5 separate regions of the Mus musculus genome follow, and regions 1, 2, 4 and 5 are each linked to region 3. A link is a loop called in an ENCODE intact Hi-C map of the cell type or tissue named here. Cell type or tissue: heart. All regions are shown on one strand. Links, peaks and the distances in the headings refer to the core of each region. The heading gives the core; the rest is flanking DNA. Region 1 holds the start of Psmb9 (proteasome (prosome, macropain) subunit, beta type 9 (large multifunctional peptidase 2)). Region 2 has its middle 16 kb from the start of H2-Oa. Region 3 has its middle 4.3 kb from the start of H2-Ob. Region 4 has its middle 17 kb from the start of Psmb9. Region 5 has its middle 5.7 kb from the start of BC051537.

Region 1 (6,006 bases), core at 395-5,394, 47 kb before region 3:
TCGAGGCCAGCCTGGTCTACAAAGTGAGTTCCAGGACAGCCAGGGCTACACAGAGAAACCCTGTCTCTAAAAACAAAAAGTGAAACAAGAGAAAAAAATTGCCTCTTTCCAGAATTTCCTTGCAGTTCATCACTTTGAGGGGCAACGGTGGTTCTATGGAACATGGCAGAAACAGCATGGATGTCATCCCAGTCTGACTTGTGTGTGAGCAAACTAGCCAGGACGGGAGACCAATCAAACTTACTTCAAACTCAGGCAAATGAGTGAGATAACTGCTTCAGAAAACCACCATTTATCTTTTATCCTAACTGCAGATAACACAGTCCATCTACAACCTACCCGTGTCCCTCCGAGATACTATTTCTTTATGTCCATCAAGCTACAAAATATTCATGAATGCCATGGATTCAGAGGCCCAGACGCCTCTCCATCAATGCATTATGATACTTTTTTGGAAAGATCAGCTTCATTTCTTGGAAGGTTATCATACTCCTCAGAAGTGGGCAAGAAAAATGTGCACTTAGGGCCACCAGCTTCCCTCCAACACACGGGCCTTTGACACTACTCACCCCGCTGACACCCGGGAATCAGAGCCCACCACGACACCCCCGTCAAACTCCACTGCCATGATGGTTGTCTGCAGAGAGACAGTACGAAAAGTCAGAGCTAGGAGCGTCTTGAGCCTCCATCTTAAGGAGGAGAAAATGTCCATGCAGGAGGTGACCGACTCAAGGTCACCCTGAAAAGCAAGGATGGTTCCTGGAGGCAGACACAATCTGCATGAGGAGAGCAAGAACTGAGAGGAAGGCCCAGGAAACCGGCCCCGCTGCTTGTGAATTGCGTACCACATGCATCATTACTGTGAATTACTGTGACACAAGACCAGGTCTTTCCTGGTCCTGGATCCCCCACCTGCAACCTTACTTTATCAGAAGGGGAGCCTTAGTGTTACTGAACAAGGGACACAGAGAGGCCGGGGGTTAACATGGCCAGGAGTCGAGACACAGAAGCAGCAAGGATCCTTCAGGTAGGGCACAAATTTCACTTAAGCGAAGTCTCTGCAGCCAGGGGAAAGGACTTCTGGATAGCAGAGTTTTTCCAGGTCAAGGAAAGAATTACGGATAAGTGAAGGAGGGTAGACACATCTACTTCCCCCACACCTTCTAGGTTAAAAGGCACCTTAGGAGACCCTTGGGTGCACTGAGAAAACTGACTTATGGAGACGAATGAGCTTCCCAAGTTGACTCAGGTCTCACTCTGAACCCTTGATTGATTTGATTTCTAAGTCCCACAGCTCCGTGGCAGCGAGGGAGACTTTTTCCAACCTTTCTGTCCACTCCATGTCGTTCTGATCTCCGGGGACCCTGCCCGCGAGTGTGCTTTCTGAGCACAAGTAAAAGGCCAGAAATGTCCACTTTGTTCCTCCACACCATGTTAACACTGTGGTTGGTGGCTTTTAGAGAGCAGAAACCAGCTGCCATCTTCCCAGCTCCTAGGTCTGGGCAAAGTTCTCAGGCAAGCATGGGAATGACGGTGTTGGGACAGGGTGGGGTGGAGTGTGCTGCAGGGCAGCACCTGGAACAAGGAGGACCACCGATCATCCCCATCTCCCCCTCAATCCTGGCGCCAGAGAGCTTGTCCTCACTCAGGGTGGGGGCTGTCTGGGGCTAGGTTAAGCAAAGATCTGTATGATGTGTAGGTAGGTCCTTTTCAGTGAGCCTCCATATTACCTTCTCTCAGGTGCTTCATCCAGGACACCTCAGCACCTCTTTTGCAGGGGTCCCCAAGCCCCTCACTTGATTTAGCCAGTAACCCCAACTGCGCAGTCTAGAGTGAAAGCGAAAGCGCTTTGGAGCAACTTCCCTTAGACGCTTCCAGCTCAAGCCAAAGAACGCACCTTCTCACCAGCTTCGCATGCGGATCCCTCCACAGACCCCTGGACACCACACTTCTGAGCAGGGATACCCTACGTTCACTGTGGAGCGCAAGCGCTGGGCGCTACAAGCTTCCTAAGTCTCTTGGTTTACTTCCAGAGCTTTAGGGGTCCCTGATCACTCCACCCGCTGACTCTCACCCCGAGACCCATTACCCCGGTGTGGACTTCTTCCGTCCGGAACGAGCCGGCGGTAGGTGCTCCTGCCCGCAGCATCTCAGCAGAGCGGGGCTCGGCTTTCCAATCAGCGGCTGCGCGCGGTGCAGGCAACTTGCAGACTGAGGCCCCGCCCCATCATCGCGCAAGGGGCGTGCCGTTCTACCAGCATTTGGCGCCCAGAGCAAACCTGAGCAGGGCAAATCTGCCCAGAGACAGGTGACGACAGAGGGTCCTGCCCTCAATCTGGGGTGGGGCCTGGGATGGGAAAATTCACGCAAGCAAGTTAAGGGGGCTGGGGAAGAAGAGGAGAATGAGATTCATGGAGAAGAACACGACAGGCCAGGGCTGCTAGGCAGAACTCCAACTACAGCTTCAGCGGCAGCTTCCAGAACAGCCTGAGCAAGCCAGTCTCAGAAGGAGGCGTGTCTAGTGATTCGAGGTCGGCTTTCGGTTTCTTCTTCCTCTAAACGCCAGCACTTCTAGTCAGCTCCACCAGCTCGAGCGGGTTCCCGGGACTTTACGCGCACGCCCTCGGACCCGCCCTTCTTCCTTCCCCACGGAGACTCCTGTGCAGCGCGGACGTCGAGAGTCCCAGGCTAGGACCAGACTCTGGACAGCTCACGCTCGATGGCTGCGCACGTCTGGCTGGCGGCCGCCCTGCTCCTTCTGGTGGACTGGCTGCTGCTGCGGCCCATGCTCCCGGGAATCTTCTCCCTGTTGGTTCCCGAGGTGCCGCTGCTCCGGGTCTGGGTGGTGGGCCTGAGTCGCTGGGCCATCCTAGGACTAGGGGTCCGCGGGGTCCTCGGGGTCACCGCAGGAGCCCATGGCTGGCTGGCTGCTTTGCAGCCGCTGGTGGCCGCACTGAGTTTGGCCCTGCCTGGACTTGCCTTGTTCCGAGAGCTGGCCGCCTGGGGAACACTCCGGGAGGGTGACAGCGCTGGATTACTGTACTGGAACAGTCGTCCAGATGCCTTCGCTATCAGTTATGTGGCAGCATTGCCCGCAGCCGCCCTGTGGCACAAGTTGGGGAGCCTCTGGGCGCCCAGCGGCAACAGGGACGCTGGAGACATGCTGTGTCGGATGCTGGGCTTCCTGGGCCCTAAGAAGAGACGTCTCTACCTGGTTCTGGTTCTCTTGATTCTCTCTTGCCTTGGTAAGGGAGACTGGGTGAAAGAGCAGGCCACAGGGGACAGGGCAATGGGCATTCCAGGCAGAAAGGGAGAGTAAAGTAGTCCCGGGAAGCGTCAGAGACACTAAGGAGGCAACTTAGGCGGAAAGAGAAGGACCCAGGCCCGAGAAGGGGTCCAGACAAGGGCGTTGGGGACAGGGTCTTCTGGGAGCAGAACTTCACATCATAGCCCAAATGTGAAGGTTTCTTTCCACACCGCCATCTTCTCCTCTCCTCTTCTCTCTCCTCTCCTCTCCTCTCCTCTCCTCTCCTCTCCTCTCCTCTCCTCTCCTCTCCTCTCCTCTCCTCTCCTCTCCTCTCCCCTCCCCTGCCCTCCCCTCCCCTCCCCTCCCCTCCCCTCCCCTCCCCTCCCCTCCCCTCCCCTCCCCTCCCCTCCCCTCCCCTCCCCTCCCCTCCCCCTTCCCCTCTTTTCTATTCTTTCCTTTTTGAGATAGGGTCTTTCTTTGTAGCTTTGGCTCTTCTGGAATTCATTATGTAGCCCAGGTTGGTCTCAAACCCAGAGAGATCTGCTCGCTTCTACTTGGAGTGCTGGGATTAACAGCCTGTGCCCCCAAGGTCTGCTAACCGCCCTCAAGTAGCCCTTGAGAAGTTTGATGTAGCCGAGCAGGCTTGGGTCTGTGAACAGGCTTGGGTCTGGGAGCTCAGCTTCCTGGATAGTGGTGAAGGGAGAGGGGCAGAAGTTGCGGGTAGTTTGCTCATAATGTTTGTGACTGAGGTGTCTCTCCTCTCTCCCCAGGGGAAATGGCCATTCCCTTCTTCACGGGCCGCATCACTGACTGGATTCTTCAGGATAAGACAGTTCCTAGCTTCACCCGCAACATATGGCTCATGTCCATTCTCACCATAGCCAGGTGTGGAGGATGGGAATGGGGGTCCCAGAGCAGAGGGGACTGGCTGTTGGGACTGTCATTTAAGTTACACTTCTGTGGGGATCTGGGACTCTGTCTCAGGAAGGAGACAACTGATCCTCCCGTGTCTCTGACTCTAGCACAGCGCTGGAGTTTGCAAGTGATGGAATCTACAACATCACCATGGGACACATGCACGGCCGTGTGCACAGAGAGGTGTTTCGGGCCGTCCTTCGCCAGGAGACAGGGTTTTTCCTGAAGAACCCAGCAGGTCTCTCATGAAACCTTTTCACTTGTATGCTATAATCTCTATACCGCCACACACGCTCTCGACTGCCCCCCCCCCCCAAACATGTCCACACACACATGCCCAGGCTGGATCCTCAGAACCATATGGATGGGGTGTGGTAATTCCAACACTTGGGGGATGGAGGCAGGACCTAGAGGTCAAAGTTCAAAGTCTTTCAGCTACATAGTCAATCTGAGGCTACCCTAGGCTACATGAGATCCTTTCTCTATATCCAAGACTTCCTGTATGTTAGGGAAAAGCTCTAACAACTGAGTGACCCCCAAGCCTTATTCATGGTATATCTCAAATGTAGCAAAACATTGTCTTTTTTACCCTAAGGAAAACTGTATTTGCATTCATTGTTCCCCATATGAAGCAGCAGACTTACAGCCCTGGAAAGCCAGAGACCCTCAACTCCAACGGCCTCATTTTAAATGGAGGAAACTGAATCCTAGACACTAGACGCTGAAACCTACCTAGGCAGATGCACCGAGGTTAGACCCGAGGGTCTCCATTTCCTAAAGGACCCTGGGCCTGCCTCTCTGGTTGCTTCCTCCCTTCTCTCCACGGCTACTGGAGGGAGGGCCAGCGGCAGGCAACAGACAGGAGTTAAAGTAACTGAAGAGCTGAAAGCTTTCAGGGAACTGGAAGTTCACTTCACATTACAGGGCATCACTGTGTAGCCTTGGCTGGCCTAGAATTCACTAGGTAGCCCAGAGTGGCCTTTGCTGCCTTTGCCCCCAGTCTGTTGGGATTAAAGGTGTGTGCCACCACACCCAGCGACAACTCCTTTACTGGCAAGCACAGGCCTAACCAGATCTTTCCTTTCTTTTCCCCCTGCATTGAAGTTCCTGCGCCTCCCCAGTCTCCTACCCGTTACCCGCCTCAGGATGCTGTGCTGACGGGCCCACCCTGGCCCCCACTGTCAGCTCCTCTTGTCTCTGTGAACCGCTTGCTCACTGTCTCTCTTCTCAATCTGGGCAGGTTCCATCACATCTCGGGTGACTGAGGACACAGCCAACGTGTGCGAGTCCATTAGTGGCACGCTGAGCCTGCTGCTGTGGTACCTGGGGCGAGCCCTGTGTCTCTTGGTGTTCATGTTTTGGGGGTCACCGTACCTCACTCTGGTCACCCTGATCAACCTGCCCCTGCTTTTTCTTTTGCCTAAGAAGCTGGGAAAAGTGCATCAGGTACGTCCCCAGATCCTCAGCTCCTACATTTAGTTTCTCCTAGACTGCTTTCAGTGTGGCTTTCCAGTCCTCCATCATCCTGAACCTCTGACCTGTGACCTCTGACCCCGCACTGCCCTGCACCTGCATCTCTGTACTCTGCCTTCTTGTCTAACTTCTGGCCACAATCTGTCCTTAAAGAATAGGCTCTCAGGCTGGAGAGACGGCTCGGGGTTAAGAGTGCTGACTGTTCCTCAGAGGACCTGAGTTTGATTCCCAGTGCACACTAAGCAGTTAGTTCTCTGTGGTCTGTAGTTCCAGCTTCAGGGGATCTGACTCCCTCTTCTGGTCTCCATGGAGATCTATACACATGATGCACACACATACACGATAAAATAAATCTTACAAAAACTGGATTC
Region 2 (6,006 bases), core at 309-5,308, 160 kb before region 3:
TTTATTTATTGTCTATGAGTACACACACTCTCTCTCTCCCCCTCTCCCCCCCCCATAAAATAAAACTAAACAATTAGTCTTTTAAAAGACCAAGTGTTAGAACAACTTACCCCAGCTTCCTTCCTCAGCCCCACTCTTCCGCCACACTCCCTCAGGACTGTGAGGGAAGTTCAGGCTGAGACTTTCTGATCATGCAGAGGAGCCCTCAGGACAACCACAATATCTTAGCTGCTCATCTAGATCCCGGAGATCTCAGCTGAGCTGGATGAGGGCTGAAAGGATACACACTCAGCTATTAAAATCTCCTTAGAGAGTGAGAGACACTTTCCATCCCTCCTCCTTCTCCTTCGCCTCACCCACAGAAGCCTGGGAACCTGGGGACCTTGTAGTCTAATGGTCAGACCCCTGGCTGGGGCTTCTTCTCTTCCTATAGGACAGCTTTGCTCCGACACTGGTTCCAGTGGCTTCTAGAACTCTCTAGCATTACCTTTCTGCCTTAGACCCTTCTGTGGACAGGAGAGCTTATCGAGGAAATGCTAGCCCCAGCCACCTGCCAGGATTCTCTATTTCATATCTTTGATGCCTGGGCTGTGTGTAGTTCAGGCAGGCCTTGAACCTGCGACCTTCCTGCCTGTGCTGGAGTTGGAGGCTGCTCCTCTACACTCTTCTCACCCTGCTTGCTCTTCCTGTGCCTGGTGATGCCCACTGTCAGGAAGATGAGTCCCAGCACCAGGCCAACCACTCCAATCAGCATCTTGTTTCGGGCAGAGTCAGACTGGATACCTGGGAAGAAGAGAATTCTGGGTTAATGTCCCCTCCCGAGGCACAACACTCCTTAGTGGCTGACAGGGATGCGGATTATCAACATGAAGATCACTGAGAGGGACACACTGTAGGGGAGACTATGTGGAAGGACTCAGAGATGTAGACCTAGGCTAGTGTCTTCAAATAATCACCATGAGGATTTGGACAGCTGCCTTCCAAACAAGGACAGACAAAAAGGCAGATGGAGGAGGTCAGACCCTGCTGTGAGGGCATGGCAGGGGATATCTGCCTCCCTAGACTTCCTTACAGGACCAGATCCCATATCTTCAACAACCCCAGACCAGGAACAGGCTCTCCTCTCGTGCCTCCAGCTCAGAACCAGCCTCAGGTGCCTACAGAAGTTCCTGGGGTGTTCAGGCCCCAGTGTATAAACAGCGAGGGCAGGATAGTGGGTCTTGAGTCAGGTACTGCCTTATCTAAAGGATGTGGATCTAGAAGGGTCCCTTGGGGTGACTCACTCCACTCTACTGTGATGGGGCTCTCCAGGCTGGGGTGCTCCACGTGGCAGGCATACACATCTCCCTGCTGTGGAGTTATCTCCAGCATGAACAGAATCTGGAAGGTCCAGTCCCCATTTCAGATCAGGCTGGTGGACAGGAGTTTCCTCCTGGCTATTCCAGAACCATTGGACTTGAATGACGCCTGGGTAGAAATTTGTCACATGGCAGACCAGCAGGTCATGGTGCTTCAGGGTGACCTTCTTGGAGGGTGATACATGTACCTTACACTGGACTAGAAGTGGAAAAGAAGTGTCATATGAGAGTGTGATTCTGTGGTAAACACCTTCAATCCCAGCACTCAGAAGGCAGAGGCGGGTGGATCTCTGTGAGTGTGAAGCCAGTCTGGGCTACAGAGTGAGTTCCAGGACAGCCAGGAACACATAGTGAGACATGTTTTCCAACTGTGAGTCTCCCACTTTGTCATGGTGAGAAGGACACAAGATTCATTCAAATACTTTTTTAAATTAATTTTAAAGATTTATTTGGCCGGGCGTGGTGGGGCACGCCTTTAATCCCAGCACTCGGGAGGGGGAGGCAGAGGCAGGCGGATTTCTGAGTTCAGTTTGAGGCCAGCCTGGTCTACAAAGTGAGTTCCAGGACAGCCAGGGCTATACAGAGAAATCCTGTCTCGAAAAAAACAAAAACAAAAAACAAAACAAAACAAACAAACAAACAAAAAGATTTATTTGTATTATTTTATGTGTATGAATGTTTTGCCTGCATGCATGTCTGTGCACCATGTGTCCTCAGAGCTCACAAGAGGGTGTTGGTTCTCTCAGACCAGAAGGCTATAAGCCACCACGTGGGTGCTGGGAATTGAACCTGGGACCTCTGTAAGAGCAGCCAGTGCTTTTAACTGCCGAGCCATCTCTCCAGCCCCCACTTGGCCACTTTTATGAACTGATAGTTCCTCAGTAAACTCCTTCCTGAATTGTGATTTATGAATTAAGATGGGTCTCCCTCCGTTTGAACACCCGGACTTCAGGTTAGTCAGTTTTGCCTTAGAACATACTGCGAGATATACAACACGCCTGCAGTATACAACTGACCTCTAGGGGGCTCTGGAGCTAAATCTACAGGCCCGAAGGACTCATATATTTCACAATGACAAAAGATTTTGGGATAGCATTTGAAATGTAAAATAAGAAAATACCGAAAGAAAGAAAAGAAAGAAAAGAAAGAAAAGAAGAAAGGAAGAAAGAAAGAAAGAAGACTGAGAAAGAAAAAATAAAAGAAAAAAAAAGATTTCCAATGTCCTAAGGCTGCACGCGGAATGGCCATTAATTATCCGTATGATTATTTCTAGAGTCTTGTCAGTTACTCACCCTAGAGATTTAGTCCAGATGGGTACAGTGATACACCCTGTACACCCAAGGCTAAATACCCAAGGATACAAGGAAGAAAACCCATAACTCAAGGGCAGCCAGAGTTATAGAGATGGTTTCTCAATCCGGGAGGGATGGAGATGTGGCTCGGCCGCTAAGAGGATCCAGAGGATTCAGGTTCAATTCCCAGCTTGCACATGGCAACTCATAACTGTCTGTCTTGAGATTCCTTAGTCCGACCTCTGCGCCCTTGTCCTCGCCCCCAAGTCTCCGCCTGCCACCCCCCACCCCCATCCCACCCTGTCCGTCCCATTGGGGTCAGCGCGCGGAACTCGCTCACCGCGCTGTCGAAGCGCATGAACTCCTCGCGGTTGAAGATGCATCTCATGATCTCATGCAACGTTGCGTCCCGTCCCGTTGTTCTCCGCGTTGCACTCCTGCAGCGTGCTCAGCAGGTAGCCAAGTCCTGGGGCGCTGGGACGCCACCAACCCCAGTCCCACCCCACTGAGCCCGCCCCCCCCCCCCCCCCCCCGCCACCAGCTCACAGCCTGGCTGCCTTTTGCCAGCTTCCCTCTCAGTCTGGATCTTTGAATACTATTTTTATTGATTGATGTTTCTTTATTTTTGAGACTTAGACATGATCATATCTAAACCCCCTCCACTTTCCCCTCCAATTCCCTGCAAATATCTCAACATAGCCCCTCCCTACTTCAGGTTCTCTCTCCTCTCTCTTTCTCACCTCCTCCCTTTTCTTCCCCTTCTTTCCCCCTCCCTCTTTTTTTCCTCCCTCCTCCTCTCTCTGTACCCTGTCTTTTCCTCTTCCTCCTCTTTTCCTCTAAGTTCAATTACTGCTGTCCCATCCTCTGGCGCATTGGACACGTACTAATGACATCACTTTCAAAAAGGAGCGATTATGGAGTTGGACAGAAGACTGGGTGATTAAGAGCACTGGCAGCTTTGAATTCCAGAATTCACATGGCAACTCACACTCCAGTTTAAGATCAAAGCCTGCGTCTGGCAGTCCTTACAGAAGTGGCGCTGCAGGGTGGGGGCGGGGCCGTGGGAGATGTACTGAATCCCTGTATCTATGGAGTCTGAGCCAGTCCACTTGGAGACCTCAAACGTCACCTCCTCACACCAAGGTGCTTTCCTTTCTGAACCAACATCTTTAATACTCCTGCATGCTGTACTACACACTGTATGTCCTGTCCCATGTGCCGGGAATGTGAAATAAACCCATAAACCCTAATGTAAAAGTTAATTCGCTATTTCATCTTCAAGTATCCATGTGGAAAGACTTAGTCTTAAAAGGTGTGGACTACATATGTAGAAACTCATGATGAAACTCACCACTTGGCATGATAGTTTAAAAAGTTAACTAGCGTCTGGAGAGGAGGACCAGCAGTTAAGAGCACTTGCTGATCTTACAGAGGACTTGGGTTCAGTTCCTAGCACCCATAGGGTTGCTCACAACCACCTGTAAGTCCAGTTCCAAGGATTCAATACCCTCTTCTGACCTTTGTGGGTCCCAGGAGTACCTATGGTCCACATACGAACATGCAGGCAAAACATTCCTTCACACAAAATAATACAGAACATAATAAATTCCCTTAGAAATAATGTAGAATGCCAGCTCTCATCTGAAATCCCAGGGCTAAGGATGCAGAGGCAGGAGGATTACTGCAAATCTTGGGACAACCTGGTCTAATGGGGTTCGGGAAGGCACTGCTCTGAACCTTAATCACTGAAAATCACCTCAGTGAAGCCCTAGTGGGCTCCCTCGTTCCTAGAAGCACTGGCTGGGTAGTTGTTACAAAAGAGAGGTGGGAGCCTCTGTGGGTCTGTCTCTTCTTACCAGTGATGACGGTTTTCTTGTTTCACTCCCTGAAAATTAGCATTTTAAAGCATATCCTGCCCCTTTTCCAGTCCAACAACCAGTTTCAACATAGCCCGTCCTGATCAGGCAAGCGAATCCGAAGATAAAACGGCAGGTGTTGTTTGTACCACAAGAGGGCGCTCTAGGCCGGTTTATTAATGCGTTTTAAAACTAGAAGCCTGGGGCTGGGAGCAGCTTGGCGAGGGAGGCTTGAAGCCTTGGTTGGGTTCCATTCCCAGCATTGCAGGTAATAAACACATTAAACTATATAATCTATTGTTTCACATAAAAGGATATTAAGCTTTGCTGTGGAGAGCAATTGAGAGGCTGAGGCAGGGGCATTGTGGAGAGCTGGAGGCCAGCCTGGACTCATCTTAAGACAAAGAGGATATTAAAAGTTAAAGGGGCAGGGCGTGGTGGCGCACGCCTTTAATCCCAGCACTTGGGAGGCAGAGGCAGGCGGATTTCTGAGTTCGAGGCCAGCCTGGTCTACAAAGTGAGTTCCAGGACAGCCAGAGCTACGCAGAGAAACCCTGTCTCGAAAAAACCAAAACCAAAACAAAACAAAACAAACAAACAAAAAAAAGTTAAAGGGCCAAGTCTTCTTCGTCGCATAGCTTCTGAGGCCTCAGTATTAACACACTGCTGGGGCTCCCAGTGCATTTGACGTAAGATTAATTAACTTTTCTACCATGTCAGGGGGTGGGGTGGGGGTGGAGCTAAAGCTGGGAGGAGCTAAAGCCAGAGACAGGAGCCCAGCTCCAGACAAATCTGCCCTGGTTACTGTAGCTACAGATGTTGGGAAGCCCTCCTGAGATGGAGGAGCACACAACCTGGGGTGCAGGTGCAGGAAGAGATGACTATGGGGTGTTCTGATGGTTCCCTCTGTCACCATAGTAACCCCAGAACAACTGGCCCATCCTGGTGTGCTCAGGAGGCCCTGCCTGGCTGGGGCGGAGGACAAGGGTTGTGTGGGAAGGCCTTGGGGTTCTGTAGCAGTCAACCCACACTGTGTCTCACTCAGCCCTGTGCCCAGGTCCCGACCCCCTCCCGTGAACATTCTCTCTCTCCCTCTTCCCCACCTGCCTCTCCTTGCCTCCACATATGAATCTTGTCATTTTAATTATTAGTTCTTATTTCTCCTCCCTTGTCAATAGTTCGTGTTTGTACAAGCAAGGAAAACAATTTTGAGACCTTCCTTTGGCAACACTTAATTTTTGTAAGCGGAAGTTATCCATGAAGGAGGCAAAACTGAACTGTGGGGGTCTCCCTCACCTGTTGCGGTCACTCAGTGTCCCAGATACACCGCTAAGCCTGTCCCTGGCGCCATCTGTTTCTGATCCCCTGGACCTTGAAGGTACAGTTCCCACAGCTGAGCTGTCCCTTAGTTGGGTCTCGCAGCCTTCTGTGATCATCAAGGACAAGTTCTTTCTCCCTCCTTGGCAAGTGCACCCAATGTGCAAAAGGTACGGGCTCCTG
Region 3 (6,006 bases), core at 573-5,572:
TCCTGCCTTTTTACACTAACTAGGAACTGGGTTTAGCCTTGATTCAGACAGCCTTGGCTCTGTCTGGACAGGTCCAGACGACTGACACCATTAACACTTTGTCAGCCTCAGTGACTACAGTCATAGATGAACAGGCCTCAGCTAATGTCAAGATACAGAGAGGTCTCATGCTGGTTAATCAACTCATAGATCTTGTCCAGATACAACTAGATGTATTATGACAAATAACTCAGCAGGGATGTGAACAAAAGTTTCCGGGATTGTGTGTTATTTCCATTCAGTATGTTAAATTTACTAGGGCAGCTAATTTGTCAAAAAGTCTTTTTCAGTATATGTTACAAAATTGGACGGCTGAATTTGAACAGATCCTTCGGGAATTGAGACTTCAGGTCAACTCCACGCGCTTGGACCTGTCCCTGACCAAAGGATTACCCAATTGGATCTCCTCAGCATTTTCCTTCTTTAAAGAATGGGTGGGATTGATATTATTTGGAGATACACTTTGCTGTGGATTAGTGTTGCTTCTTTGGTTGGTCTGTAAGCTTAAGGCCTAAACTAGGAGAGACAAGGTGGTTATTGCCCAGGCGCTTGCAGCTCTAGAACATGGTGCTCCCCCTGATATATCTATGCTTAGGCAATAGGTCGCTGGCCACTCAGCTCTTACATCTCACGAGGCTAGTCTCATTGCACGGGATAGAGTGAGTGTGCTTCAGCAGCCCGAGAGAGTTGCACGGCTAAGCACTGCAATAGAAGGGCTCTGCGGCATAAAATGAGCCTATTCTTGGGAGACATGTCATCTTTCAAGAAGGTTGAGTGTTCAAGTGTCCTTCCCCCAGGAAAAACAACACGGGACCAGACCAGGACCCCTCTGGGTGATGAGCCTGGGAGGAGGTTATGTGTACGGCTCCTTTACCTACACACTGGGGATTTGACCTCTATCTCCACTCTCATTAATATGGGTGGCCTATTTGCTCTTATTAAAAGAAAAGGGGGAGATGTTGGGAGCCGCCCCCACATTCGCCGTCACAAGATGGCGCTGACATCCTGTGTTCTAAGTGGTAAACAAATAATCTGCGCATGTGCCAAGGGTATTTTACGACTACTTGTACTCTGCCTTTCCCGTGAACGTCAGCTCGGCCATGGGCTGCAGCCAATCAGGGAGTGATGCGTCCTAGGCGAAATATAACTCTCCTAAATAGGGAAGGGGTTTCGGTTTCGTTATTGAGGGGCTTTCGCTTTTGGGGCTGGGGGTTTGCGCTCCTAGCTCCTGAAGATGTAAGCAATAAAGTTTTGCCGCAGAAGATTCTGGTTTGTTGCGTCTTTCCTGGCCGGGCGCGCGAACGCTATTAAGACCAAAGAAGATGGAGCTCGCCCCCAAAGAACTACTGCTGGACAGGTCCACTTCTCCCATATCCTAACAACTTTTCTCTTCAACTACCTCTGCTGGGTGGTGGGCTAGAGGAGAGGTTTAACCCTTATTAAAAGTAAGTTGCAAAAGGTTTATGCCTACCAGCGCCTGTCACCTATTTTCCTTCTTCACAGGTCACGACTCTGTTCCTTATGCACAGATAAAGCTCCGTTGTATATTACACACCCCACTCTCTTTCTTCACCAACTGATGGACATGTGAGTTGTTCCTTAAACAACAACAAAAACAACAAACCTGCTGTGCTGCAATAAAGGTGGTTTGCAGGTGTCTGCTGTACCCTGCCTTCAATCCCTTCCAGTGTACGCTGTGGTGTGGTACAGCTGGGCCATATTGTAGTTTTAATTTTGGCCTTTTAAAGAGCCTCCATACTTACACCATACTCCCTACATCTAATGGCTGGACCAGCTCACATTCCCATCAGCAGTGTACGAACACCTGCTGCCACAATACTTCCTTTTTTCTTCTCGTTTTCTGAGACAGGGTCTTACTATTTAGATCAGGCTGGCCTCGAACTCACAGAGAATCCCCACCCCTGCCCCCTTCTCCCAAGAGCTGCTTTTCCCTCCTTTTTCTTTCTTCAAAAAATAAATCTGTTAATTTTTATTTGATGTGCATGTCTATTGTGTGTGCCTGGTGCCCACAGAGGCCAGAAGGGAGCATCAGATTCCCTGACCTTAGAGTAATAGATGACCGTGAGCTGCCATGTGCGTTCTGGGAACTGCACCCTGGTCCTCTAGGAGAGCAGTAAGCTCTATTAGTCCCCGCATCATCTCTCCAGCTCTGTCTACTTTTTTTTCTTGGTAGTCAGATTGAGGCAAGATGTAGTCAGTGTAGCTAAAATGTTCTCTTTATCATATTTTATTTATTAATTATTAATTGTGGGTGTGTGCACTCACGTGTGTGCGCACACATCACAGCATGTGTGTGGAGCCAGAGGACAGTAGTATAGAATTGATTCTGTCTTTCTATGTGTATTTCTGTGTATTTCTATTTCCTAGGGCAAATGCCTTTACTGGCTTAGCCATCTCTACTCCCCTCGGTGTAGTTTTGGTCACAACTTCCCTAGAGCTAAAAATCTTGAACTTACAACAACAACAACAACAACAACAACAACAACAACAACAACAAAACTTTAAAGTTAGCACCCGAAGTACCAGGCTTCCTTGTGTCCCATTCAAACATGCTTAGTTTTTGTTGACTAGCAGCATCCAGGCTTATACAACCCCTTCCATCCCTCTTTACGTCCCACATGCTCCGTTAACCTCCCACCCTCCTTCATGAACTTTCCCCACGTGTTCATTGCCAACCTGCGCTTCTTCAGGGTCTTTTCTGGGCTTCGGGGCGGTAGCAGCTATAGCCTGGCCCATGGGAGGCCCTGGGACTAGTTCCCGTTCATCACAAGTTTTCATCTACTGGTTGGGTTATTTGTTTTTTTTAGTGTCTGATGTTCTGAGATTGTTGCGTGTTTTGGGTATTAGTCTTCTGACAGGCAGACAGCTGTCAAAGCTTTCTCTCCCATTCGGTCCCTCCCATTCTGTCTGTTTCTTTGACTCTTCAGAAACCTCTTTATTTTTATTTATTTATTTTCATTTATATGAGCACACTGCAGCTATCTTCGGACACACACCAGAAGAAGGCATCGGATCCTATTACAGATGGTTGTGAGCCACCATGTGGTTGCTGGGATCTGAACTCAGGGCCCCTGGAAGAGCAGTCAGTGCTTTTAACCGCTGAGCCATCTCTCCAACCCCAGAAACTCTTTAATCTAACAAAATCCCACGTTTTAATTCTTACTTTTGTTCCCAGGGCTACAGTAGCCTTTCCAGTTGCCGCTCACAAGGCTTTCGGTATTTCCTGTAACTACTTCAAAGTTTCTGATCTATTTTGAGTTGAGCTTTTGGTATGGGATGACAAGTAGGGAAGGCTGTCTTTGCAAAGCTCTGTAGATTTCTCTGGGACATCTAGACAGCTTCCCAGTCTGTTCTATTCTCCGTGAGAACAGCATTGAGCCTCAAGCCTTTTCCGCTTCGAGGTCACAGGTCACAGATTTCACCGATCCCCAGGGCGCATGTCGGGTAGTCAGGTTGGGGCCTGGAGCCCTTCCTTTTTCTGGTACTGAGTGAGCTAGGGCCGCGCAGTGTGAGTCTGGTGCCATCTGGTGGCCATGTAAAACACTGGGTCATTTGAGTAAGCCTGTGGTGTATCTTCTGAATTCATGATTGATGTGAGAGAGCCCAGCCCACTGTAAGAGGTGTCACGGGGCAGGTGGTCCATGGTTATGTAAAATATAAGAAACCAGCCAGAGGGCTGGAGAGATGACTCAGCTGTTAAGAGCACTGACTGCTCTGCGGAAGGTCTTGAGTTCAAATCCCAGCAACCACATGGTGGCACACAACCACCCGTAATGAGATCTGACGCCCTCTTTTGGTGTGTCTGAAGACAGCTACATTGTCGGGGCCAGAGTGAGCAGAAGTCCTGAGTTCAATTCCCAGCAACCACATGATGGCTCAGAACCATCTGCACAGCTACAGTGTACTCATATACATAAAATAAATAAATCTTAAAAAAAATAAAAGAAATCAAGCAGAGCAAACCATGGGGAACAAGACAGTAAGCAGCACTCCTCCACAGCCTCTACCTCAGTCCCTGCCTCCAGGTTCCTGCTTTAAGTTCTTGCCTTGGCTTTCCTAAGAGATGGAAATTTAACGGAGAGCTGTAAGCCAAATAATGTGTTCCTTCCCAACTTGCTTTTGGCTCTGCAGCAATAGAGAGCTGTGATGTATAAGCTGTGATATATAAATGTATATATTCCCGCTCCACATTTCCCCAAATAACAGTTCTCTAAATCAACTCCTCTGAAACTTACTTTCACAGTCAGTGGTGCAATGCACGTTACATTGGTAGACTCCAAGGTGCTGTGTACACTTGTCAAAACTCCCGGCCCTGGGTCAGGCTGGCCTCCAAATTGCTACAGGGAGAAAAGAAAACAGAAAATAGCTAAGGATATTAGTGACACAGCATCCTTGAGAACATCCAGAAGGTGAGCTGTTTGTAACCATGGTTTCTATCGCTCATCACATAATGTAAAGATACCTGTGGTGGGGCTAGGAAGTTGGGGGCTCTTCCAAGGAGAGGGCAGACCTTTCACCCTGAGCTCTCTTGACCCAGACTGGCTGCCTCGATGCACTTCCCCAGATGACGTCTCTTGGGAACCCATTCGGTGTGTTCCCTTTCCTTGCTCTCTCTGCTGTGTGTTCTGAGCCCTATGGATGGCCTTCTGCTATTACCTGAAGTGGAAACTTAGGGGTTCTTTGGAAAGTCAGTTGTGTTGGATGGTGTTTTGCAAACACGTGAAGGACTGTTTCATTAGCGTGGACACAGGGGTGAAAGGCTAAGTCAGACTCATGAAGGAACGTTTCGAGAGCATGTTCTGCTAAAGCAAGTAGATGTAAGGACACATAATGAAGAATTCTTGATCATGTATTGGTCCACTTTGCATTGTGTAGTTGAGCTGCATTTGTCAGGACTCCATAGAGAGAAATGCACCAAAAATCTCCTGGTGGTGTGCTGCAGGTTCTTGTTGCTTCCAAGGACTTGGGTTGATAGGCAGAGTGATGTCAGCCGAGACAGATGCATGTACTAAGGCAAGCCCTGTGGAGGAGACCTGATGTTTGGAGAGAGTATAAAAAGGACTCAACAGACAGCAATGGAGGCTGAGCTTGGCTTGCTGGTAGAGGTAGCTGTTCAACTCTTACTGATTTCGAGTCTTTGCTGACTTTTGCTTCATTGAGAGAGGCACAGCCAAGAACTTTTCATGGCATTCCTCCCGGTCCCTCATGCTGACTCAAGTCGAGGCTGAGGCCTGGCTGTCGCTGCTAGAACATATCACCGATGTTGTTAACTTGACTCAACCAGACTGCTGGTGTTTGCATGAAGTGTTTGTGAGTGGATCAAGCTGCTGCTGCTGACCTGTGAACTGAACTGCTGATTTCCAGACAACACAGAAGGGAGTTGCTCCAAAGAACCTTTCTACACAGGTCCATTTCCCTCATGTCCTTTCTTTTCCACTACCTCTGGAGGGTGGTGGGCTACAAGGGAGGTTAAAGTGTTTAAGGACCACCACTAAAAATAGGATTTGAGGAGGCTGGAGAGATGGCTCAGAGGTTAAGAGCAGTCAGTGCTCTTCCAGAGGTCCTGAGTTCAATTCCTAGCAACTACATGGTGGGGTGGCTCACAACCATCTGTAATGGGATCCGATGCCCTCTTCTGGTGTGTCTGATGACAGCTACAGTGTACTTATAAAAATAAAAAAATAGGATCTGAAAAAAATTAAAGTTATAATTACCTGCTACCTCTGTCTGCTACTGGCTATTTATTTATTCTATTTATTTTGCTTGCTATACATTTAATGAACACATTCATCTTGAATGAAAAGCACAGCTTTCATAGATTATCTTCTGGGCTGTACAGAACCAGCAGGTAGCTGGGTGATGTTATTACAAATCTTTGGCCATTGCTCACAATGTCTTGCTTAGATGCTAAAATGCATGTATACAAACATATCAATAGGATAAAAT
Region 4 (6,006 bases), core at 533-5,532, 64 kb before region 3:
CATCCCTAACGAGATCTGACTCCCTCTTCTGGTGTGTCTGAAGACAGCTACAGTGTACTTACATATAATAAATAAAAAAAAAAAAAAAAAAAAAAAACAGTTCATAAGGCCAGGAAGATGACGAAGTGAGAACCGGCATTTGACCCCAAGCCTGATAACCTGAGGTCCAACCCCAGGACCTCAGGGTGGAAGGAGAGACCAACTCTACAAACAGTCCTCTGGCATCTAGTCACCTGCCATAGCATGCATGTGCTAGCATAAATACACCAATAAAATGTTTACAAGGAGCCATAGTAAAAGGCAGAGGTAGCTATAACAAACAAAGGGACTGGACAGAGAGAGCTATAAAGGACTACACTCTAAAGCTAGGGTAGTTGGGGGCAAATGCTTTTAATCCTAGCATGGGGAGGCAGAAGCAGGAAGACCTCTGTGAGCCTGAGGTCAGCTAGTCTACATATGGAGTTCCAGGACAGCCAGGGCTACATAGTGAGACCCTTATGGGTCTACCCTTGAGGTCTCTAGGTGACAAGGATAGCCCTGAGCAATGAATCCTCCACCACATCTGGAGATCAAACCCAGAGCTTCATGCACACTAGCAAAGCAGTCTACCAACTGACCCCCACTCAAGTCTGTCTGTGTGTCTGTCTCCCTCTCCCTCCCCCCAGCCCCTCTCTCAGCTGCTTTTCTGCCTGCTCAGCCCCATCTCTGTCAGACTGTAAAGATAGCCAGCCCTTCCTGGCACTGTTGCCAGATGTATGTAAGTAGAAATTCTAACATCCCTTCCCTGGCTAGCATTTGTGCGTTCCCCACAGTGAGACCCTTCACATCACAGACCAGTGTGTTAGAAAACCAGTGTGAATATTTATGAACAAATAAATAAAAGATAAACATGGCATAAATTATGTGAAGATATATGTTTGTAATGTCATTAGCTATCAGCCACCTGGTAAGTATAATTTTAGCACACAAAACAAACAACAACAAAACAAATAAAGAAATGCCCCCAGGGCTGGTGAGACAGCTCAGCAGGTACTTGCCGCTAAGTTACAGACCCAGGGCTGACCCCAGAAAGAGCTCCTGCAAGTTGTTCTCTGATTTCCATACTCACTGTGGTATGTGTGCACTGCTCCCTCCCAGTGAATAAATAATTGTTAAAAACACAAATAAAATAGAAAACAACACATGCCTACATATGATGGAGCAGCTAATTTTATCAAAAATAAAAACAAACTTTTAGAAATAAGGACAACCCTGGAATTCTTAACCTGGTTAGTAAAGAGAATAAAAATCCATCAAGGACTATCCGGGGTGTATTTGGGGATCATGTTATAGCTACATGCACACACACACACACACACACACACACACACACACACACACACATGCACACACACACACACACACAGAGACAGAGAGAGAGACAGAGATGGAGAGACAGAGAGATAGATAGGCACACACACATACACACACACACACACACAGAAAGAAAGAAAGAGAGGGACACAGAGAGACATAGAGACAGACAGACACACACAGAGAGAAAGACAGACAGACAGAGAGACAGACAGACAGACACACACAGAGAAATAGGAGAGATAGACAGACAGACACAGAGGGAAAGACAGACAGACAGACAGACACATCTCTCTCTCTCTCTCTCACACACACAGAAAGAGACAGGAGAGATAGACAGACACACACAGAGACAAACAGAGACAGAGGCAGCAGAGAAAGAGAGAAGAGAGAGAGACACAGAGAGACATAGAAACAGACACATACAGAAAGAGAGAGATAGAGTCAGAGAGAAACAGACAGACAGACAGACAGACACACACACACTCAGGAAAAAGAGACACAAGGCAGAATCAACCCTGAACACCCGCTTTGCACCCGCTGGTCAGCCAGGTTTCCTGCCCATTGTCAGTCTTTGCTGACACCTACAGGCTACAACTTGTTAATGATTTTTAAATGGAAATTTAAACTCTCCTTTTGTGGATGTTTCTGGGCAGCCTCAGACTCAGTGGAATGAGAGATCATTTCTTGAATATTCCTAGAAAAGAAATCACACCATTGTCCAAGTCTCTGTAAGGTTGACCTACTGATTAGAACTCCCTGATTGTGGAGAGCTGTGGAGTTGAAGCTCTAAAGTCAGATTTATTTATCAGTCACTTTCTTTAGTATTCTTAAAGTCATTTGGAGTCCACCTCTGAAGCTGATGTGACATCCTGAACTAGAATCATTTCTGTTGATGGAAAAATACCCTGATCATCCCCCTCAAAAAATAGGAGGAAGGTTTTGACAATTCCAGGTGACGTCTATCATTGTGGGGAGGTAAGGTGGCAATCTGAAATAGCTGGTCACTTCACACCTTCAGTCAAGAGCAGAGAGAAAGGAATGTATGCGTGTTGCCTGCTTATGGTAAGCTCACCATCTCTGCTCTTACGAGCTTCAGGATGCCTGCCTAGGGAATGGTGCCACCCACAGTGGGCTGGGTCTTCCCATATCAATTAACTTCAGACAACCCCTCACAAACATGCCCACAGGCCAACCCAGTGTAAAATCCTTCATTGAGAGTCCCTTCCCAAGTTATTGTGAGTCATGTAAAGTTGATGGTTAAAGCTGTCAATCATAACCCTTTCAACTATGAGGGGAAAAATATTTTGAGTATATTAACTTAGCAAACTGCTGGTTTCCACTGATCCCCAAACTCAGAGTGCCATAAGATAGTACCTGAAATCTACAGCAGAGAAAGACTTCTTGTTTTGCTGTAACCCACTTGCCCTGACATCCCTACTAATGTATTTGGCGGGTGGCTTGATTTATGACTTCCTATCAAAACGCTTATTTAACTGTCTTCCTGCCACAGGGCAAACTGAGCCGTTGTCCCTGGACTGTGGCCATCTACTTATATTAGGTTCAGAAAAACAAAATCTCTTATTCCTTTGATCTGAGAGGGAATGTTTTTTGTTAATAAAATAGAAGCTGAAAAACCCAAGGAATTCTGTGGCCACAGTGAAAATTTGGTAAATTAGGACTTTAGTGATACAGGGATGTCAGCACACAGGCAAAGCTATCCTTTAAGTAAATGCTGGAGACTGGGTGTGTCAGGCTGAGTAGGTGACTGCAGGCGTTTATCTGGGAGACAGCTCACACTTAATGCTCTGCTGGCACTAGATTCCATCCGCTTGCTATAGAGGCAAAGATTCTAACGGTGGCTAACTTCCACTCTCTGTGGAGATTAGAAAACGGTGGCTGGTTTTCTTTGGAATCTCCTTTAGCTGTTGCTGTTTTCAACTTCATACCTTGGATTCAGGATAATAAAATAACCAAGCTCTCCACACTTCCAAACCTGTGGATTTTCTCACTGGGTAGCCACTACACATTTGTCCACTAGGTGGCGCCAAAGACATGTGCTCTCACGACTCAGCCTGACACAATTAGGTACTTCTTAGTCCTTATTAAAAGAGCGATCCTAATATCAAATTTAAAGTGTTGGGGGGGGGGGAGACCCGGAAAAGAGAAGACAAGCAAAACAAGAGTTCAAATCTTGCTTGGTGTACAGGTTAGTTTTGTGTTAACTTTGACACAGGGAATAGGACCCTCAATTGAGAAAATGTATCCATCAAATTGACCGGTGGACAAATTTGTGGGCCATTTTCTTGATTAATGGTTGATGTGGAAGGGCACAGCCCACTGTGGGCGGTGCCACCCCTGAGAAGGTGGGCGTGGGTTTCTGAAAAGACAAAGCGAGTGAATCGTGGGTAGGTAGGAAGCAGCGTTCCGCTCACGCCTTACTTCAGTTCCTGCCTTGACTTTTCTCAAAGATAAACCGGAAACAGGATATGGAAACCATATAAGCCCTTTCCTCCCCAGCTTGCTTTTGATTATGGTGTTTATTACAGCAACAGAAATTAAATGAGGATATTTAACGCTAAGGTAACGTTTCTCTGGGTAGAATGTTACCAGTATTTTAGCGACTGCATATGCTTTCATTGAGGGCAAAGAATGTTTGTAGGAAATAGAACAACGGAAAGGAAATTACACATCTAAGCTGACATTGCCTCCTATCAGACTGTAGCAGGGGACTTAAAAATCTACCGGAGGGGCTGGAGAGATGGCTGCTTTTGCAGAGCACCCAGGTTTGGTCCCCAGCCCCTCACAACTGTTTGTAACTCCAGTTCCTGGAATCTGAACTCTCTCTGGCCTCCATGAGCAACACACACACACACACACACACACACACACACACAGAGAGAGAGAGAGAGAGAGAGAGAGAGAGAGAGAGAGTGAGAGAGAGAGAGAGAGAGAAATACCCACCCCATGCTGCATATACACACAGGCAAAACACTCATGCATGTCAAATTAAAATGTCTTAAAAAACTCATCTGAATATTTTCTTTCTTAGATTCCCCCCCCCCCCCCAAGACAGGGTTTCTCTGTGTAGCCCTGGCTGTCTTGAAATTCATTTTGTAGACCAGGCAGGCTTTGACCTCAGAGATCAATCTGCCTCTGCCTCCAGAGTGCTGGGATTAAAGGTATATGCTACCATGCCTGACACCTAGGCTGATTTTGAACTTAAAATTTCCCTGTTTACTCTCCCAAATGCTAAGATTGCAGGTGTGTGCCACCCTGTCTCATTTCATCTGAGTCTTAAGACAAGCCAGATAGAAGAAATGGTGAATGCACGTCTTAATTACTTTGCAATTGCCACGACAAAGCATCATGACCAAGGCAAACTTGTAGCAGAGTTTATTGGGGCTTACAGTTTCAGGGACGATAGCAGCAGGCAAAATGGCTTAGCACCATAGCAGTGGATGGGAGCTCACACCTGGTTCACAAGCAGGGGGCAGAGGTGGGGCAGGGAGAGCTAACTTGGAGTGGCCTGGGATTCTGAAACCTTGAAGTCCACCCCACCCAAAGCTAACACACCTCCTCCAAGGCCACACCTCTTAATCCTTCCCAAACACCTTCCCCAACTGGGGATAAGGCACTCAAAAATGTGCGCTTATGGGAGCTATAGTCACTCAGACCACCACAATGCATGAAGTTGAATTGAAACACTTTTTGAAAACATAATTTTTAGAGACTCAGTTTTGATTTTTACTTTTATGTGTGCTTCTGTGTATGTGCACCTGAGTGCAGTGCCCACAGAGGCCAGTAGAGGGCATCAGATATCCTGGAGCTGAAGTTACAGGTTGCTGTGTGTTTCAAGAAATATTAAAAAATGAACCCGCCAACTCTCAGTGGGGCCAGGCCATGCTCCTGCGCTCCTGTTGCCACCAACAACTCTCTAGAGCTAGCCCCTGTGCCAGGTGATCTCGCTCGCTCAGTCTCTCTGCCACCAACTCACCAGCCCTGCCACACGGCTCGCACTGGGCCATCTCTCAGATGGGCCCCCGAGTTCCTCTCACTTTCACACAATGCCCCACACAGCCCTGGTTAGCCATCTCAATACCTAATTACCTGGTAGAATCAAGACTCTTAATGCTTAATTAGTCAATCAGATTTATGTGTCATTAATAACACAATTTACAAAATGCCAATACAATAATTTCAGAGCTAAATGATAATGGTAAAGCTTTAACCCAATTATTCTAACCATTTGATAACATCATGTCAGCCTCCATTTTGGTTCTCCCTCTCCTCAGACCTCTCTCTCTCTGTCTCCTCAACTCCTCGCTCCACCTCCCGTCTTCTGTCCAATCACAAGCCTCCCACTGCCCTAATGTGATTGGACAGGGAAAATCCTGCAACAGCTGTGAGCTTCATTCATAACAAGGGTGTTGGGAGCCAAACTCCCGTCCTCTGTAAGAGTAGGATGCTCTCTTAGTTGTTGAGGGTTCTCTCCAGCCCCCTCTTGTCTTTCTTAATGTCAATTCTTCTCCCTCCCTCCCTCCCTCCTTCTCTTCTCTTTATTTTTCCTTCCCCTCTTTCTTCTTCTTCCATCTCTTCTTTATGCCCATCTCTGTTTATTTGAGACAGGGCTCTCTGTGTACCCAACCTGGG
Region 5 (6,006 bases), core at 608-5,607, 130 kb before region 3:
TAGGACGGCGTATTAGCCAGGGTTCTCTTGAGTCACAGAACTCATGGGTAGTCTCTATAGTAAGGGAATTCATTATGATGACTTATAGTCAATACAGTTCAATACCCAACAATTGGCATCTGTGAATGGGAAGTTCAAGGATCTAGTAGTTGCTCGGTCCCACCAGGATAGTAGATTCCTACAGATGTGCTGGCAAGTAAGTGCAAGCAGGCAAAGAAAAGTGAGTCTTCCTTCTTCTAAGGTCCTTAAGTAGGTCTCCAGCAGAAGATGTGGCTCCCAGATTAAAGGTGTGTACCACCATGCCTGGATCTGGGACTTGCTTTGTCCCAGGCTGACCTTGAACTCAGAGATCTGCTTGCCTCAGTCTCCTGGGACTAAAGGCATGTTTGACCTTGCCTGGGTCTAACCTTTTCATGGCCACTATGCCTCAAGATCTCCATGCCAAGATCCAGGTCAGAAACTTGTGTCTTCCAGCCTCAAGATCTGGAACATATAGGTGAGTCTTCTAATTCTTGGGTTTTGTTTTGTTTTGCTTGTTTGTTTGTTTTTCGAGACAGGGTTTCTCTGTGTAGCCCTGGCTGTCCTGGAACTCACTCTGTAAACCAGGCTGGCCTTGAACTCAGAAATCCACCTGCCTCTGCCTCCAAAGTGCTGGGATTAAAGGCGTGCATCACCACTGCCCGGCTGAGCCTTCCAATTCTGGATTGTAGTTCATTCCAGACATAGTCAAGTTGACAACCAGGAATAGCCATTACAGACGGTACAAAGGTCAAGGTTGGAAATAATTTCCCCGAGGACATCTAACAAATGCCTCGAGTCACTCAGCTTCCAGCTGAAAAGCCAAAAGTTGTCAGAGTTCTGAAACTCTGTGTGAGTCTGGGTAGAACTTTCCCTTCCTCCTATCTCACGTTCACACCTGCACTCCCTTCCCCACAGGGTGAGGAGCCTCCTCAAACTCTGACAACTTTAACCTTAGCTCTAGAAACTCCACGAAAATAGTCGCTGTGTAAGTCACAGCCTTCACTTGTATGTTTGACTTTGCATAAGTTATGCTGTGTGCCCAGATCCTGCCTGCCAGTCCCTCAAGCCCAGATTAAACGTCAGTACTGTGACACCTTCTGCCCCGCCCCATCCATTCTGACTCTCACTGTGGAACGCAACACGCCCTGGTGTCTGTCTTTTACACTACTTGCACCTTTGTAACAATGAAAGTCTGTGCTTGGTATCCCAACACTTGACACAGTGTGCTTAATTCTGCTTAACTTGTTCCCACCTCAGCCTGCTCCCTCTGGTCTGCACTGGTTTCTCCAAGCTGACATGTGATCAAGGGGTCACTTTTTCACAGGTCACTTTCTCACTGGAACAAAGCCACACTAGGTGACACTCTTCTTCCACCAAGCTGTCTTTGCTTCTGTTTTGAGACAAAGTCTCCCTAAGTTGCCCAGGCTGGCTTTCTACTCCTTGTAACCCAGGCTGGTCCTAAACTTGAAATCCTGCTTCAGCCTCCAGTAATTGGGGTTTCAGGCCCAGGTTGGTGAGTGCCTTTCATACGTAATGATTTTGCATCTTATTCATAAAGTCAAGAGTTTGGAAACATCTTTAAATCTTAAAGCTGGCTCAAACCACCCCAAGCTACTGTTAGCCCCTCACAGTTGGAACCTTTCTTTCTCATGGTTATTTAAAGGCTCCGTGTGTGCCTCAAAGTACACAAAGTTAATGAGGCCCCAGAGTACCCCCCCTTTTCTGGCCTTTGGCCAAAGTGCTTATTCCAGCAAGCTGAAGTTTATTCCAAGCAGGAGTGCTGTATCCAATCCCGCACGGTTCTTAGTTGCTGCTGTGTAGAGCCGCTCTTACAAGCAACACCTGTCAATAAAAAAAGCCTCTGGCCAATGATGGCCAAGGTGGGAAATAGGAGGTGGAATATTGGCAGGAAGAGAGACAGATTTCTGGGAGATAGAGGCACGAGAGATTCAAGGATAGACGCTGAGGAAGAAGTGTCCCGGACTGACGGAAAGGAGGCCAGAATACAGGAGACATTCGCCCAGGAACGCTGAGGAGATGGACAGACAGAAACCAGCATTGGATAAAGAGGAGATTTGCCCTGGGACTCGGAGGCGTGAAGCTGAGGAGAGGTAACTAACCATGTGGGAAACAGAATAGAAGAAAAGAGATAATAAGTTAGGAGCAAGTCAGAGAGCAAGCCGAAGTTTATGGCGTAGGCATTTATTAACAAATAATTAGCCTCAGAGTCCTCATTCTGGGAGCGGGGGCTGGGAGGAAACACTTGGATTTATTTTTCACATTGCCGTTTCCGGGATATGAGGCAGGAGGAGCCTTTGGTAAGAGGTGGTCCTGCAAAGGTGTAGCCGGCCTTGTCCCCTGTCTCCCCTGGGGCTCCTTGGGTGCAGGGGGTGGGGCAGCGGGTTCTTAAGACCTACAGACTGTAGTGCACTCTAGGCTAGGAGAATCCCCCTAGCTGCCTTGTGTTCCAGTACCCTTACCCATATTTGGGACAGCTGATGTAGTTAGTAGTTAGCAGGGGAAATTTGGGAGATTCAAAGCCAGAAGAGGAAGGGTCTCTGAGATGACATCACTGTTGCCTTGTGCCAGAAGCCTAAATCCAAGGAAAGATCAAGGAGAAGTGTTATTCTGCCTTACAGGCCCCCAGTCTCTTTCCTCACAACCACCATCACTTTATATAGGAGGAAAGGCCCATTCACATGACTTAGCTTTCAGACAGACAGCATGGCTGTCAAGCTCTGTGTGAGGGCTAGGTGCACCTATCCCCTGCACCCCTGCTACCCATAGCAAATGGAGTCACCATGACGGTAGGACACATAGCAGCAGTGCTGGCAAAGGCCCAGGATGTTTGTCCCTTCCTGAACGTGACTCCTGTTGGCAGGCTCAGCAGGAATGGATGGGAAGAAATGGGTGACATTGGAAACTGTCAGGTCCTGGAGTCACCAGGGAGATCTGAATGCACTTCCTTCATCCGTCTCATCTGTGATGTCCCCTTGTCAGACTTCTTAGAATAGCCACTAAGGCTGGCTCTGCCCCTCACATCCCTTCACCACATTTGGGACTCTGACTCGGGCAGTTTGGGATTTGGCTTCATCTTGTGGTTCAAGATCACTGTAGGTACTGACTGCCTTCAGTAGAGGTAATCCTGGTCTCAGAGACACCTCTTGGTATACCTGTTGCCTGAAAACTACCTGCCTACACCAGTCAGACCTAGTTTCCATCCTCCAACCCCCCTCTTTTTCAGACTTTTAGCATAGTCTGTTCCAGGTCCCCTCTTACACTCTGCCTGGAAACAGTCATCACAGCCTTCGTGTGTTCAGGATGTCATACCCACGAGGTGGTGTCTCATAGCCCCTCCTCAACCCCAGCCTCAGGCTCTTACCTTAGTCTTTCTGTCCCCGTTCCACCATGTCCCTTAGGCTTGGAGGGGGGGTAATATCAATGTCTCTCTTAGGGCTGAGCCATTAGCTGTCATTCGTTCCAGAACTTTGTCCAGTTAAGAGTATGTCCTGGCCATTGCCTACCATGAAAAGCATCTTCTCTGGCCACAGACGGGGCAGAACCAATCTGGCAACCTAAATGCAGTTTGAAAGCAGCTTTGCTCTAAGACCATTTAGCTGATGTTAGCAATAAATCCCCACCAGGGGGCGCTCGCGTGTGTAGCTCTAACTGTGAACTTGACACAGCATAGAATCAACCCACCAAGCCCGGGGACACAGGGCCATCCCAAGGCAGGTGGCCGCGCCTGTATATGAGAGCTGTGAGGCAGTAGGCAGCGTGCCTCTGTGGTTTCAGTTGGGAGCTCCAGTTTGAATTCCCGTTCTTACATCCCTCCATGACGGACAGTGGCCTTCAGGTACAAGCTGAAACAAAGTCTCTCCTCCCCAGGAGGCTTTTGATCACAACAGCAGGAAGAAAAGCAGAACAGGAACTGAGAGTGACGACAGTATCCGCCCTGTCTTGAGCGCTTCTCAGGGCTTCTTGGCCAGCAACACACAGGGAGAAAACCCACACTTGGCAATGGGATTTCGGCTTAGAGATCTATGGTTTCTGACGGGTGGCATTATTCATCTCTGCATGGTATAGCCAAGCCTTCAAAAATTAATTGTATCTTTTAGTTAGTTCATTAAGTGGTTGTATTATTATTATTATTATTATTAGTTTTGTTTTTCAGGACAGGGTTTCTCTGTGTAGCCCTGTTTGTCCTGGAACTCAATTTGTAGACCAGGCTGGCCTTGAACTCACAGAGATCTCCCTGCCTCTGCCTCCCGAGTGCTGGACTCACACCCCACCCATAAAGTCTTCTCATTTCCCTCATCCTCACTGCCATTCTCATCTCAACCTTTTTAGACCTATCACTCCCCCCTTTTCATATCACATGCAGTCCTCCTGCCCCTCTCCCCAGGAACACAGCCGGTGCCCACAGAGGACAGAGAACAGGTCAGATCCCCTGGGACTCCAATGACAGGTAGTTAGGAGTTGCCATATGGGTACTGGAAACTGAGTCCTAAGTTTATGGAAAAGCAGACAGTACTCTTAACTGCGGAACCATCTCTCCGGTCTCATAAATGTTTATTTTAATTGTATGTGCATATAAATACAAGTATAAACAAATATTAGAAAAGGCCAGAGGCATCAGACCCCTATGGAGCTAGAGTTATGAGCTGCTCTGTGTAGGTGCTGGGAATTACACTGGCAGCCATTGCAAGAGCAACGGATATTCGAGTACTATACCATGTCCTATTTATGAGTCCAAGATGAAGACTGGTTTGTTTTACTGAGACGGGGTCTCACTATGTATCTCTGGTTGGCCTGTAACTCTCCATCTAGACCATTCTAAGCTCTAATTCTGAGAAATTCCCCTGCTTCCACCTCCCATGTTCTGGTGTTAAAGGCGTGCAGGACCATTTCCAGATCAAATACAGTTCTTTAAAGTGTAGCACATCTTTACATCTTTATTGTTGGCATCCGTTGTAATGTTTCACTTTCACCTATGAGCCTACTAAACAGGGACTTTCCTTCCTTCTGTTTAATTTGGCTAACGGTTTGTCAACTTTGTTTATCTTTTTAAAGAACCAACTCTTGGTTGCTTTTTGTTTCGTTTTCATTCTCTTCATTTCTCTCCTGCGAATTTCCCTTCTACTGCCTTTGGATTAAGTTCACTCTTGTTTTCCTAATGTTTTAAGGTTCATGGTATCGCTTGGGACAGCTCTGCTTGGGACGGTTCTGCTTTTGTAGCGGGGGCAGAGTGGAAACCTTCCAATCAGGACAGCCTTCGTTTTTCTTTTTTCTATTCTAGTACTTTAATTTTTTTTCTTGATTTTTTTCAATGACCTACTCATCCAATCTCCAAGTTATTTTTTCTGTAGTTTTTCTTGTGGTTGATTCCTAGCTTCGTTCCAGAAAAGAATACAAATGGAAAACGGAGCAATTTACCTTTCTGTATGTGTGTAGACTTTCTTCTTTAGAGTAAGTCCTGTGGCCAGCTGAAAAGACTGAGTTCTGTGCTGTTTGGGTGGAGTGTTCTGTAGATGTCCTTCAACGCCTTTGCCTGGATGACCTGCCCCTTGTTGCCAGTGGGGTATTTATGTCACCCACTGTTTCACTTTTTATTTGGTAGTATTTGTTCTAGGAAACCGAGGGTACTGCTGGTTTTTCACACTTAGAGTTGGAATGCCAGCTTGAGGGATGGTTTCTAGCATCAGCATGGCGTGATCCTCCTCATTCCTTCTGATGGGTTTAGTCTGGAGCCTGTTTGGTCAGATATTGGAACAGGAACTCCGTTGCTTGTTGCTTGGGATTCCTATGCCCACCTTTCCTGCTTGATGCTCCAGTGTGATCCTTGTATGCAGCAAAAGGGAAGCTCCTGTGCTCTGAGCCGCTCTGCTGGTCTGTGTCTTTTGGATGGTGGACAGAGACCACTAAGATCCAGTTATTTAAAGGTGTGTGCTAATTGTCAATTTGCTGGGTTTTGTAGTGTGTGGT

The links. A loop is a pair of places that touch in the nucleus more often than their neighbours do. Peaks named below come from ENCODE experiments on the same cell type or tissue, not always from the same donor. Only the 100,000 strongest peaks of a DNase experiment are listed, where the experiment ranks them.
Region 1: it touches region 3 in a loop (2.6-fold over the local background); 26 of 42 quality-filtered maps call a loop at or near these places.
Region 2: a loop joins it to region 3, with 2.7 times the contacts of the local background. A loop is called at or near these places in 14 of 42 quality-filtered maps.
Region 4: a loop joins it to region 3, with 10 times the contacts of the local background. A loop is called at or near these places in 27 of 42 quality-filtered maps.
Region 5: it touches region 3 in a loop (2.6-fold over the local background); 7 of 42 quality-filtered maps call a loop at or near these places.

The regions. Positions count from the first base shown.
Region 1 is chr17:34,185,161-34,191,166 of GRCm38, forward strand. Psmb9 (proteasome (prosome, macropain) subunit, beta type 9 (large multifunctional peptidase 2)) reads right to left here and starts at 2,170. Exons shown (of 6, transcript NM_013585.2): 1 at 2,090-2,170; 2 at 570-637. The coding sequence starts at 2,149. It overlaps Tap1 (transporter 1, ATP-binding cassette, sub-family B (MDR/TAP)), which reads left to right and starts at 2,396. Exons shown (of 11, transcript NM_013683.2): 1 at 2,396-3,245; 2 at 4,018-4,132; 3 at 4,270-4,400; 4 at 5,403-5,608. The coding sequence starts at 2,720. In heart, for the core only: no CTCF peak of the experiment used is centred there; DNase peaks (open chromatin) are centred at 2,281 and 2,581; H3K4me3 peaks cover 2,041 bases; H3K27ac peaks cover 1,132 bases; H3K27me3 peaks cover 4,233 bases.
Region 2 is chr17:34,073,097-34,079,102 of GRCm38, forward strand. It overlaps the pseudogene H2-Pb. Among named protein-coding and RNA genes, the nearest start is that of H2-Oa, 16 kb to the right of the region's middle. In heart, for the core only: CTCF peaks have their summits at 2,379 (motif pointing right) and 4,655 (motif pointing right); a DNase peak (open chromatin) is centred at 2,334; H3K4me3 peaks cover 412 bases; H3K27me3 peaks cover 2,867 bases.
Region 3 is chr17:34,231,591-34,237,596 of GRCm38, forward strand. No RefSeq gene overlaps it. Among named protein-coding and RNA genes, the nearest start is that of H2-Ob, 4.3 kb to the right of the region's middle. In heart, for the core only: no CTCF peak of the experiment used is centred there; DNase peaks (open chromatin) are centred at 631 and 3,521.
Region 4 is chr17:34,167,569-34,173,574 of GRCm38, forward strand. No RefSeq gene overlaps it. Among named protein-coding and RNA genes, the nearest start is that of Psmb9, 17 kb to the right of the region's middle. In heart, for the core only: CTCF peaks have their summits at 1,938 (motif pointing left), 3,385 (motif pointing right) and 5,126 (motif pointing right); DNase peaks (open chromatin) are centred at 3,393 and 3,713; H3K27me3 peaks cover 477 bases.
Region 5 is chr17:34,098,000-34,104,005 of GRCm38, forward strand. No RefSeq gene overlaps it. Among named protein-coding and RNA genes, the nearest start is that of BC051537, 5.7 kb to the left of the region's middle. In heart, for the core only: a CTCF peak has its summit at 3,667 (motif pointing right); DNase peaks (open chromatin) are centred at 2,910 and 3,682; H3K4me3 peaks cover 454 bases; H3K27me3 peaks cover 1,153 bases.